Regions from separate parts of the Homo sapiens genome. Here regions 1 and 2 are each linked to region 3. A link is a contact called in ENCODE Hi-C or POLR2A ChIA-PET data. All regions are on one chromosome and are shown on one strand. The core of a region is the stretch at or near the end of the contact, and the rest is flanking DNA. Distances in the headings are between cores, read along the strand shown.

Region 1 (3,624 bases), core at 672-3,171, 110 kb after region 3:
TAAACAGACCACAGGGGTTATCAGTGGGGCTGATATAGGAAGATAAACAGCAACCTCTTATGCAAATAGCACTAAGAATGTGGGACTGGCCACAGGACAAAAGCAGAATTTAGGAGAACATGAATCTTAACACTTTTCTTCAGTTGCAACCCTGGAAACCCACAGGAACCTGGAGAAGGTTCTCTTGGGTGGGATTTCCCCTCCCTTTCTTGCAGGGAGGGGCAGGTGTGTCAGGAGGTGCAGCCTGCTTTGCAAGGCAAGGTGGCGGCTTCACGTCTGATGAGGCAACTCCTTTCTGTGGCCACAACCTTCTCCTCTGCGCAACAGCCGTTTCATTTTTTCTGAGATTTCGGACCCACTGGAACGTGCTTAGTTCAGGCTGAGGAGGAGTCGGACTAATTGAGAGAAAGAGAAGGTGTTCTCCCAGGTGAGAGTCGGGGGTCAGAGGGCAGTAGGAAAAAAAAATGCATAGAAAACAAGGAGTTCTGGGTTCCAAGATGCAACCCCCATGACCAGGAGATGCTCTTCAGATCTGCCTTTGCTGGGAAAGAGGCGGGAGGTGGCCTGGGGTCCAGGTGGCATCTTTTCAAACCCTTCTCATTATTTAAGGGCAAACTCACATCAAGAACCAAGAGGAGAGTGGCTCCAAGTGACAAAAGAATTACACTTAGAGGAACATAGCAAGCGGCTTCTCACACCAGGCTGCAGGCTGGGGAGGGGGAAAATGGGAGCAGAATGACAGAATCCAGGGCTGGCCAGAATGAAAGACTGAATGGAATAGGCTAATTTACACAGGAAGTAAGCACTTACCAGACCCTTCATCTCAACACACAAAACCCTCGGCCATATCTGGAAGCAATTACATCCAGTTAACATGATCTGCTTGCCACTAAAATTAACTGCAAACAGAAATATTTTTCACTTTTGCAACAGGGGATGCCAAGGTTTGGCCTATTCTCCCCCCCAGCCGTTGAATCTGGCTGCTGGGGAATATTTAGCAGCTACTCAGCTCAAAAAAACAAAAACTACTCTTGTAGCTGTCAGGACACAGAAAGTAAAATAGTGGATAATTATGAAGGGGGGAAAGGCGCGGGAGAGGTGGCAATGAAAACCATTGTGCTAGAAAGTGAGGAAAGGGGCCAGGCACATGGGCCCTATATAGGTCTGCATCCCTGACAAGTCCAGTCTGGTTTTCCACACTGAACTTCAAGGAAAGAAAAATGTTTTTAGAGTCACTCGATTTAGCAGCCGCTTCACATTGTTTTTAGGTACCATCTTTATCCCTTCTGCCAAGGGGGCGGGGGTGGGGGTGGGGGGAATGCAGGGAGGTAGACTCACAAATGTTAGCGGATCCTTAATTTAGCAGATCATTTAGGGGACAACTGTCACGATTTAACTTTTGCATTGAACATTTCCAATCCCTACTCTACAAACGCCTTCGAAGCAGCTTTCACCGGCTCTAAGCGGGGCAAGAGCTGCTTTTAATTTGAGACGTACACAGTTTTTCCACGTAAAGTGAAGAGAAGCCCACGAGGAGGTGAGAACTTGCCTCCGTGAGCGTGCGTGCCCAGAAATGAGCCAGTGGCCCTTTCTCCAAAACTCCAGATCCAGCCGCCCGACTCGCTGGCCACTCTAGTCCTTCGGCTTTGCAATCAGCCCCGCAATCAGATAAGAACTTATTTTTATTTTTCCTTGAACTGCTGTCAACGATGCCATAAATGCCAGAGACAGATGGACAGATTTCTTTTAAAGTTCCTGAGGAGGCGTCATCTCCAAACCCTTCCCCCAGCGGCCCCTCTTTTCTGGGCCAGATTCCGGCATGCTTTCCCCGAAAGTGCAGTTCACTCCTTTGTCACCAGGGGCCTTTAAAACGGCAGCGGCAGCAACAGCAGCAAAAGTAACGCATCCATTTGCCAGACAACTCACAAACATTTTTTCTCAAGAAGAGGCAGGCAGAAAAGTTCCCCTCAAGAATGAGGTCAGACACTGCTGTTCTCTGCAAAAATCACACTTAGAAACATTACTCATGGGAGAAACAAAAGAAAACGAACAACTTAAGTAGCCTTTCTTTAGGACTTTGGGCTATGATGGGGGGAAAACTTTTGGTCTTGATCTGTTAAAGAGCAAAAAAGCACTATGCCATTCTTTTTAATTTTTAAAAACTTAGGCCAGGCGCAGTGGCTCACACCTATAATCCCAGCACTTTAGGAGGCTGAGACAGGCAGATCACCTGAGGTCGGGAGTTCAAGACCAGCCTGGCCAACATGGCGAAACCCCATCTCTACTAAATATATATATATATATATACAAAAATTAGCCAGGTGTGGTGGTGCACCCCTGTGGTCCCAGGTACTTGGGAGGCTGAGGCACGAGAATCACTTGGACCCAGGAGGCGGAAGTTGCAGTGAGCTGAGATCGCGCCACTGCACTCAAGCCTGGGCAACAAAGTAGGACTCTGTCTCAAGAAAAAAAGAAAAAAAACCCTTAATTTTACAATGGAAAAAATACTGAAGTATACACATCCTTTCAAGTATACAACCTGAGGCCACACCACTGGCCGGACGCTGGGCCATGTATTCTCTATACATCACCTACTTAACAACACTGCTCTACCACCAGTATGAATCAGAAGTTATTAACTTCATCTCACAGATGAGGAAGTGAGTGGTGAGGAATCTTGCCACGGTCACACAGCCTCTAAGAGACAGAAGATTAATTCGAACCCAGGTTCAATTCCAGACACAATGCTCTCCAGCTTCTTACCACTTTGCAGCCAACAATCGCAGGAAATTTAGATGCTGCAAGAATGCAAGAAAAAGAAAAAAGAAAAGGAATCCTCCCATGAAATCCACCCACTCCCAGCAACAGCCCCTGCTAGCACGTGGGGGTCTCTCCTTCCCCTTGACCACCCCACACACACATGTACCTAGGCACATACGCTCACAACACGGCTCTGTCACTGCACAGCCGTCCAGGCATGGAAACGGTTAAGTCGCCCTCACTGCATAAATCAAAAGTTCAAGGCTGCAACATACCACAATGATTCCCTCTTTACATATGACAAGAACCAGAGAGGGGCTGAAATCCCAAGCATCCTGCACAGGGTCTCCCCGGCCCGCACAGGTTATGCCGCCAGGGTCAGGGCCGCGGACCTTTAGCGGCAACATTCATTTCCTGAACAGGACAAGTTCTCCTGACCATAAAGCTAATAGGAACTTCCTCGCACGGCGAGCTCCGGCTGACAGGGCTACTTGTCACTGGCCACGCAGGAGGAGAGCACTGGTTCCCATTAGTGGGTTATGATGCCAGGTGCTACTAATAAGGTACATCGGCAAGAAACAAGAGCCTGCTAAGTTGTCTCTCCAACTCTGGAAGTAATCAGGCCTGGGCTTCGGTGTTGGGGAGGGACGTTCCTTAAAGAGATGGGTTGGGGGAGCTGAGGGTTTTGCCATAGTAGACCCCAGCAGCACCTAACCTGCTGAACAGCTTAAATAAATTTCCAACAATCCCTCCACATTTCCCCCAGCTACCATAAAAAGCTCCCCCAAATTAACACTAATAATGGTTGCCCCAGCACTGTGGGCCCGATGGATCACGCTAAGGGCCATTATGGTCGGCCACATC
Region 2 (3,838 bases), core at 821-3,320, 80 kb after region 3:
CTCAACTCTTTTTTTGTTACCTCCACCAAAAAGCAGCCCCACTCAGCATGTCACTCAAGAGAATTGGGTCGGGCGCGGTGGCTCATTCCTGCAGTCCCAGCATTTTGGGATGCCAAGGCTGGTGGATCACCTGAGATCAGGAGTTTGAGACCAGCCTGGCCAACACGGCGAAACCCCGTCTCTATTAAAAATACAAAAATTAGCTGGGCGTAGTGGCAATGCCTGTAGTCCCAGCTACTTGGGAGGCTGAGGCAGGAGAATTGCTTGGACCCAGGAGGTGGAAGTTGCAGTGAGCCGAGATCGTGCCAGCGCATTCCAGCCTGGGTGACAGAGCGAGACTCCACGTCTCAAAAAAAAAAAAGAGAGAGAGAGAGAGACAGAATTAATTCAGCGTTTTGGGCTGTCGAGCCAGGCTCCACTCACAGGCTTTTTCAAAAAATCAGAGAAGTATATTCGGATTACAGCAAGAAAAACTAGGTTAGTTAACAGGAGGAACTTCCTCAATGTACCACTATGTCTACCTAACAAGTGCCAAATTACCAACTGGTCTATTGTTTTGCAAATGTGCCTTCCACAGGTGAGTGGGTGGCGAGGGGTTAAGTAGCTGGCCTGCTCTGCAAAATGGGTCAGGAAAAGGCAAGTACCACGGCCTGTGTGGTAACAACAGCAATGACACACTCCCCTTCTGATGCCCCAGTGGACTCAATCTTTACTCAAAATGGTTGCAATGACTCTGGTGCCCCTACAAGAACATCTAGATGACAAGAGACACCACCGTTCTCTTTGGTACCAGAAAGAAGAAAAGCAAGAATTGGTCTATGTCCATTTAACAGATGGTTTTCCAGTGGAACATGGAAAACATGATGCAGAAGCTACAATGATGTTTCCTATTTCGCAGGCTGAGTCCTGTGGTGAGTTGTTCCCAGGGCCCAGGCCTCTGGGTTCCCAGGCCACAGGATCTCCTATCTCTCAGCTTCCTGCAGGTCCATCCCTTCACTGAATCTGATAGTCATCCAAGAGAGATTCTGGAAAACGCACAGCAAACCACAGCAAAACAACACCAATCCACTCTTCCCTAGAGGCCCCAGTGCTGACTGCTGGCTGCTTGGGGGTACTTCCCTTTCCCTTCCTGCCATGAAAGAAGGAGGTAGGTGAAAGAAAAGGCAAAGCAGAGATAGCCTGATCCAGGAAGAGTAAGAAATGTTTACATCTTGGGTGCTGGGAGTGAAGACTGATGTATTTCCCCAGCTAACTCCGTCTTTCCCCAATAGCAGGCAATGTCTACAGGCTCGCACATGCTTGGTATTTACTTGCAGTTATGGTAAACCACTCCCTATGCTACTTTTATCCTTTCTGCCTTCAAAGTAGCAATGACCATAAGACTGAAGAGAAGAACATGGTTAGGTCCCAGTTTTCTACACACGTTCACCCTGGGATAAAACAGAAAATCTAAAACTCTGCATAATCCAAATGCACCATTGTAGAAAAGATCCTTGTGTTGTCAGACAGGTGCCTAATTTGGTTTCTACTCCCTTCCCTATTCACCTTTGGTAAATGAGCTCAAACTGGGCACCCTGGCCAAAATGCTGGTCTGCGAGGAAGGAGGGAGGATGAGAAGAGAGAAGAAACTGATGTGGATAACCCACACATTCATTCAGCCCACACGTGAAAAAGAATAGTTTGTTAGATTTCTCTTTGATTCCCCAGGCTCCAAACCCACACGCTAGGGTCAGGGAGGGTTGTTCAGTGCACCACTGATGCCACCACAAGCCCCCACACCTCTGTTTGAAATAGAAGGCCCAACATTGTTTGCTCCAGCCAAGCCTCCCTCTGCTCTGTGGCTGAGTTCATGAAAGGAATCCAGGATGGGTTAAACGTTACCTCTATCTCCACCCCGCATCTTCTAAAGCATCTGATAAGCGCTAGAGAAAACATCCTGTGTGCAGAGGTTTAGATGCTGACACAGGGTGGGGGAGCACCAACGACCCAGGGGCCACGAGGAGTTAATCCCCCGAGAGATAGGGGCCTACTCTTTGGAAAGTTCAGAGAAAGCAAAGAGAAAAAAGATTCCACCGGCTGTTACATGTGGTTACCAAAACACAAAACACAAATGTAGGTAGAGACTCTGTAGCCCAAAATTAAGAAAACAACGACCAAAACTTCTTTAGTCCAAGCGGACGGTACTCACAAAAAAAGGAAAAGAAAAAGTTTTTAAGCAGGGTGTTCAGCCAACTGCTAATTCTGGGGCAGTCCCTTCCCTCTGCACATGACCCATGACAGAGTTAAACTGTGCTTTGGTCTCAGGCTGGGGGGTGGTGGGGGTCCACCTTCTGAATTCCAGGTCACCATCTATCTTAATTCCCTCCCTGCACACTCCACACCTGTCTCTCACTTATAACATAGGCCTGGCCTAAAGGCAGGAGAATGCTTTCAATGGCCTCAAGGCTCCCTCAGCCCTTACAGTCGAACCTCAATAATCACAGTGTTGTGGTTCAAAGCAGAAACAATTATCAATGCAATGAAGTGCCATTGACAGACCTCCAGTTTCAGCATCACTGATACAGTAATGTTTGCCTTCAAATAAGGTTCTTTTAATGTTCCCAGCAGCCGAGAGGAACAAGACATAATGGTTTGGAAGGGTACCCACATTTGACTAGATGGGTTAATATGGGCACACACAAAGAAAGAGCTTTAGCTGGCTCTATTGTCCCTTCCCAATGTGTGGGTGGCATTGGGGGCTACTATGAATGTTGGCGAGCATCAAAAACTTCAAGCCCAAGAAGAAAGCCACACAAAAAGCTCTAGGATTGGCCTTTTTTCTGGAATAGCTCTAGGCTCTCCTGCCTATAAAATTCTCCAGGCACCCAATAAATAATTAAATGACTGTTCAGCTCTTATTAAACCACACCTCAGGATTACAGGACCAACGCCTGGGCTATCAGCAAAAAGCACCCCTCTTACTACATATGCTAAAATCATCCCAGAAACACAGGCCCATGCATTTCCCAATAGATTCACTTCCCAGAAAATGCGGAAGGGCAGGGGCAGCCGGGGGGTGGGGGGGACTTACCTGGAAGAAAAAAGAACTTGAACAACTGATTCTACCTCCTCCCTCTAACCACTGTTACCACTGCTGTGATGAAGGAGAAGAGTGATGATGAATGACAAACCTTTCTCCTGAAAACCCCAGAGTAAAAAAAACTCACCAAGGATCCAGAAGACGGTCTATGCATAAAAACACAAGAGCATGTTAGGAATAGCAGTTCAGCAGCCTCAACCCCCAGTGAGATTTAAACCCAAACTTGGCTGCCAACAACCCACCAGCACCTTACAGCCACGATAAGAAAGCCTTCCTAAAGCATTTGGTTAAGGATTTTTTTTTTCTCCTAAAGGTAAATAGCTACTGAGAACAAGTCTGCAGGGCAAAGCAGCTGAGACCCATGTTTCAGAGGTCTGGGAATTAGTATGTCCCAGAGGTCTGGGAATGAGGACGTCCCAACCACCATCGATGTGTTCACTGCCATCCCTGGCATGCTCAGACAAGACCCACACCAACAGAAAGAGGTCCTCATTGCAGGAGCCAAAAGGCAAGGGAAAACATGACCATCCCAGAGACATCTATTCCCTAGAGCCACATCCAATTTCATAAAGAAATTAAAAGCCACTGATAAAACCTTACCTGCCCCTCCCCATCTGGGATACCATCAGTTTCTTTATCACCACTGTAACACATACAAAAATGAGCAACAAATATATGAATGTATCTCCCTATAGGCAATGACATGAAAAATGCAAGGAAATAAAATCAGGTCTTCAGCTCTCAAAAAGAAAATGGAGG
Region 3 (3,755 bases), core at 227-2,726:
CTTAGTATGTATGGTTTGTCCCAACAACCACCATTTATAGTACATGCTAGCATTACCTCCAGGTAGCAGATGAGTAAATTCAAGCTCAGAGAGGTTAAGCACTTTGCCCAATGCCACACAGTGGTTGACATAGTAAAGGTGAATTCAAACACAGGCAGCCTGATTTCAGAGCCTGATTTCAGAGTAATCCCCGTACCCTTCGGCCTCCCTGGGGTTCCATCTGCAAAGATGTTTTGTGGATAAGACTCCATGGGTGGGGTCTGAGCTCCCATCTCTGAATGAAAATTCAATTTACCTATTTTACACATCAGGGCTTTGGGGTTGGAAAAATGACTCCACTACTTTTCTAGAAATTTGAAAACCTCTGCCTTGGAGAATCAGCACATACTGAAGGAATGTAACTCCAAATACAAGCTGTTCCAGCACAGACTTCAATACCAATGAATGCTTCTTGCAGTGAAGAATATGAGGACCCTAGAGGAGGTCTAGAATGTGGGGTCCTCTGGGGGTATCGACTTTCTCTATCTCACTGACACCTATCTTCTACTGATGAGCAGGATATACTCTAGTAGGTGCTCAATAAATGTGAGTCGACTGGCTGGATAAGTGGGTGATAAAGTACCCCATGGAAGATATGAACTCACTTTTACTGAAGAGCTTTAAAAATAAATATTGTCATTTGCCTTAGGTGGCTGGGGTTGAATTTCACCTGGAGGCAGGGAGAATCCCATGGTGACCTCTGGGTGTCCCTTCACGCCACAGGGCATCCTCAGGCCAAGCACCTGGTACACGGCTTAAGAGAGCTTTGAAGAAAGAGCCAAGAAAACTTCTAGCCCCCAGTGACAGCAAAGCAGTCATGACATGTGTTCACAGGGGTAGCAGCCAAGACTACCTTTCATCCATTTACACTGGAAATGCAGAAAGCACCTCCAAGAGCAGAGTGGGCCTGGATGGGAAAGCTGCGGCTGGATGAAGTCACAGCTCCCTCACAATTAGAAACTGCCCCCAGTCCCAAATCATCAGCCATCAATGATTTTCTGTGGATCTGTAAGGAATCTGATTTTAATTGTATTTCTTCCTTGGGTTCTATCCGCTCTCACAGCTCCCTAAAGGAGAAAGGGGAAGCAAAGGCCCGAGGAGGGAAGCACCAGCTGGGAAGGGGAGGGCACTCCAATCGGCGAGAAGCCCACCATGCCACAGGCTTCCAAGGGATGTGGCGCGGAGGGTTCTTAGAAAACAGCCATCACTGTGGGCTAGAGGAGCTTCTCGCTTTAATGACTGAGAAGCAGAGAGAAAGGAAGGAGGCCAGGTAGGAAATAAAGGGCCGGATGTGTACCATCAGACAAGTGCAGAGGAAGATGAAGACAGATAAGCACACATGATCAGTAAAGGCGGCTGCCTCGGCCCAAGCCTGACCACATCTGCTTGCCTTCAAAGTCCCGCCACTCCACCCCCACCTCGCTGAAGTCACGACACTGAGCTGAGCATGTGAAAGCCCCTGTCCTCAGTGACTCTGGGCCAGGTCCCTCCTTACACGTGGATAACACAAACGTCAGCTCCCATTGCTAGCCCCCACTCACGAAGCCCCAGTACTCCCACGCCCACCCGGACAGGCTCTGACTTCCCCCCCAGCTCTCCAGGGTGAGAGCAAAGACAGGCAGTTCCATGGACACGTGAGCGGAGCCGAGCGAGACAGACAAAATCCTCTCTCCTGAGGAGGCTTGTGCCTTTAAATGGTCTCTGTAATGGCTGGCTCAGAGGCAGAAATATTTGGCAGCCCTGAAATTAAAAGTGATAAATTTCCTCGCCAAGCTTTGATCGATAATAGAGGCCTCATCTGTTAATCAATAAGACAGTCTCTGCCTGTTTACTGTGCATATGTTGTTCACTGCTGCCTTCAGTATGATGTCAGGTTTGCATTCAAAGCAACTCAAGTGTGTATAAACCACATGGCTATTCCCAAAATGCATTACGGTGACATCATGCAGCCACTAATACATTTATAAAGCATCAATGGGAGGGGGCGAAGTGGGAGGGAAGAAGGTCACGCCAGCTGAACACAGCGGGTGCGCATGGACCTAGCAGCAGCATTTACACCCACAAAATTTCCTGGGGCTCAACCTGGAGTAGGGAGAACTCCAGGGACACAGCTCTGGGATGGCCATGACTTGCCATATCCTTCCTACACACGGGGGCTGGTTTTTGAATGTCCAGTAGCTATATGCCGAGAGGTGGATTACAGGAAATAAACAAAAGAGACGAAATCCCTGCCCTCAGGGAGTTTATGTTCAAGATGGGAGGGCAGATTTTTAAAGAGCGAGTAAATACAAAACAGGCCAGGTGGTGATAAGTGATAAAAAGAGAAATAAATTAAATGAAGAGGGCCGGACACAATGGCTCACGCCTGTAATCCCAGCACTTTGGGAGGCCGGGATGGGTAGATCACTTGAGCTCAGGAGTTCAAGACTAAGCTGGCCAACATGGTGAAACCCCATCTCTACTAAAAATACAAAAATTGGCCAGGCATGGTGGCTGATTTAAAATCCCAGCTACTCAGGAAGCTGAGGCAGGAGAATAGCTTGAGCCCGGAAGGCAGAGGTTGCAGTGAGCTGAGATCACACCATTGCACTCCAGCCTGGGAAACAGGAGTGAAACCCTGTCTCAAAACAACAACAATAACAACAACAAAGCATTGAGTAAAGATAAACAGAGAGTGCCAGGGGCTGTTCTTTTACACAGCGTAGTCAGGGAGGCCCTTGCTGATGCACTGACATCTGCATAGAGCAAGGCCACCACGTGAGAACACCCTCGCCAGGCAAGGCAAGAGGAGCAAGGAGGCCAGCTGCACGGGATGGAGTGACATGGAGGTGGGAGATGCGGGGCTGGGGGAAGTTAAGGGATAGATTGCGGGAAAGAAATTAAATAGCAGAGGGAGAATAGCAGAAGATAAAGTGCGCTAGACCCTTGCTAACCACAGCAATCACAGATCCAAGCAAACCGAGAAAAATAGCAGGATCTAGAGGTGCAGGCACGAGATCCCACGCCTAACTTGGCCACTCACAGCTGTGGGCATCACACTAGTCATCACACCTTGATGAACTGATTTCCCAATCTGTAAAATGGGCATAAGCCTATCTGTCTGCCTCCCTGAGGCTGCTGTGAGGAGCAAACAGGATAATAGACATAAGTGAATACAAAACTCCTTGTCAATCACAAAACATTCTGTGGATAGCAGAGGTCCTTGGTGCCATTTATACCTCAGGAGGCAGTGCAGTGTGGTTAAGAACTCAACATTTGGGTCAGACAGATCAGAGGTCAAATCCCAGGCAAGCTAGTCGCCAGCTGTGACCCTCAGCAAGCTGCCAGTCTCAGGGAGCCTGTTGCCTCAGCTGTAAAATGGAAGCAGTAAGGGGAGGTCCCTTGGAGAGTTGCGACAAGGTGGGGAAAGTGCTCCATCCTACAGCTGGTGGGTAGATATACAGAACCAGTAAGTCGCAGCTACCATCTTCTCCAGTCACTTTTCCTTTAAAGAAAGAGCTCCCTTCATGCAATTAAAGTATGACTGATTTTACTGGAATTGGATGTACAGTTATTTGGGGGCCATTTATCTTGTGTAAAGTGAGTCTCACATTCATAAAGACACACAGTACCACACGTGCACATACATGAACGCACACATGCACACCCCACCTTGTTCCTCTAATTTAAAGATGAGTGATTGTTTTGTTGAGGGGAGCAGAAAAATCTGCCATCGA

The links. Hi-C counts contacts between places; a loop is a spot of excess contacts on that map. ChIA-PET counts read pairs that join two places held with the same protein, here RNA polymerase II (POLR2A). Pooled maps may share reads with other maps.
Region 1: a loop to region 3 is called in a map of natural killer cell, with 2.7 times the contacts of the local background. The contact joins two enhancer-like sites. A Hi-C loop is called at or near these places in 57 of 168 maps with a recorded cell type or tissue (CD4-positive, alpha-beta memory T cell, CD8-positive, alpha-beta T cell, Caco-2 and 31 more) and 28 of 50 pooled maps. POLR2A ChIA-PET finds 5 or more read pairs at or near these places in 15 of 52 experiments (CD4-positive, alpha-beta T cell, CD4-positive, alpha-beta memory T cell, CD8-positive, alpha-beta T cell and 12 more).
Region 2: a loop to region 3 is called in a pooled map, with 6 times the contacts of the local background. The contact joins two enhancer-like sites. A Hi-C loop is called at or near these places in 3 of 168 maps with a recorded cell type or tissue (Caco-2, endothelial cell of umbilical vein and heart right ventricle) and 10 of 50 pooled maps. POLR2A ChIA-PET finds 5 or more read pairs at or near these places in 11 of 52 experiments (A549, BJ, CD8-positive, alpha-beta T cell and 7 more).

The regions. Positions count from the first base shown.
Region 1 is chr11:114,074,313-114,077,936 of GRCh38, reverse strand. The region is part of intron 2 of ZBTB16 (zinc finger and BTB domain containing 16); the gene reads right to left. Among named protein-coding and RNA genes, the nearest start is that of ZBTB16, 16 kb to the right of the region's middle. Within about 2 kb of position 1,921, at least 14 of the 41 ENCODE cell types and tissues checked have a DNase peak (open chromatin) inside an H3K27ac peak, as active enhancers do; they include CD4-positive, alpha-beta T cell, CD8-positive, alpha-beta T cell, ascending aorta and 7 more, where a contact is called at or near this core.
Region 2 is chr11:114,101,768-114,105,605 of GRCh38, reverse strand. The region is part of intron 2 of ZBTB16 (zinc finger and BTB domain containing 16); the gene reads right to left. Among named protein-coding and RNA genes, the nearest start is that of ZBTB16, 44 kb to the right of the region's middle. Within about 2 kb of position 2,070, at least 4 of the 41 ENCODE cell types and tissues checked have a DNase peak (open chromatin) inside an H3K27ac peak, as active enhancers do.
Region 3 is chr11:114,180,977-114,184,731 of GRCh38, reverse strand. All of the region lies in intron 3 of ZBTB16 (zinc finger and BTB domain containing 16), which reads right to left. Among named protein-coding and RNA genes, the nearest start is that of NNMT, 110 kb to the left of the region's middle. Within about 2 kb of position 1,476, at least 26 of the 41 ENCODE cell types and tissues checked have a DNase peak (open chromatin) inside an H3K27ac peak, as active enhancers do; they include CD4-positive, alpha-beta T cell, CD8-positive, alpha-beta T cell, ascending aorta and 7 more, where a contact is called at or near this core.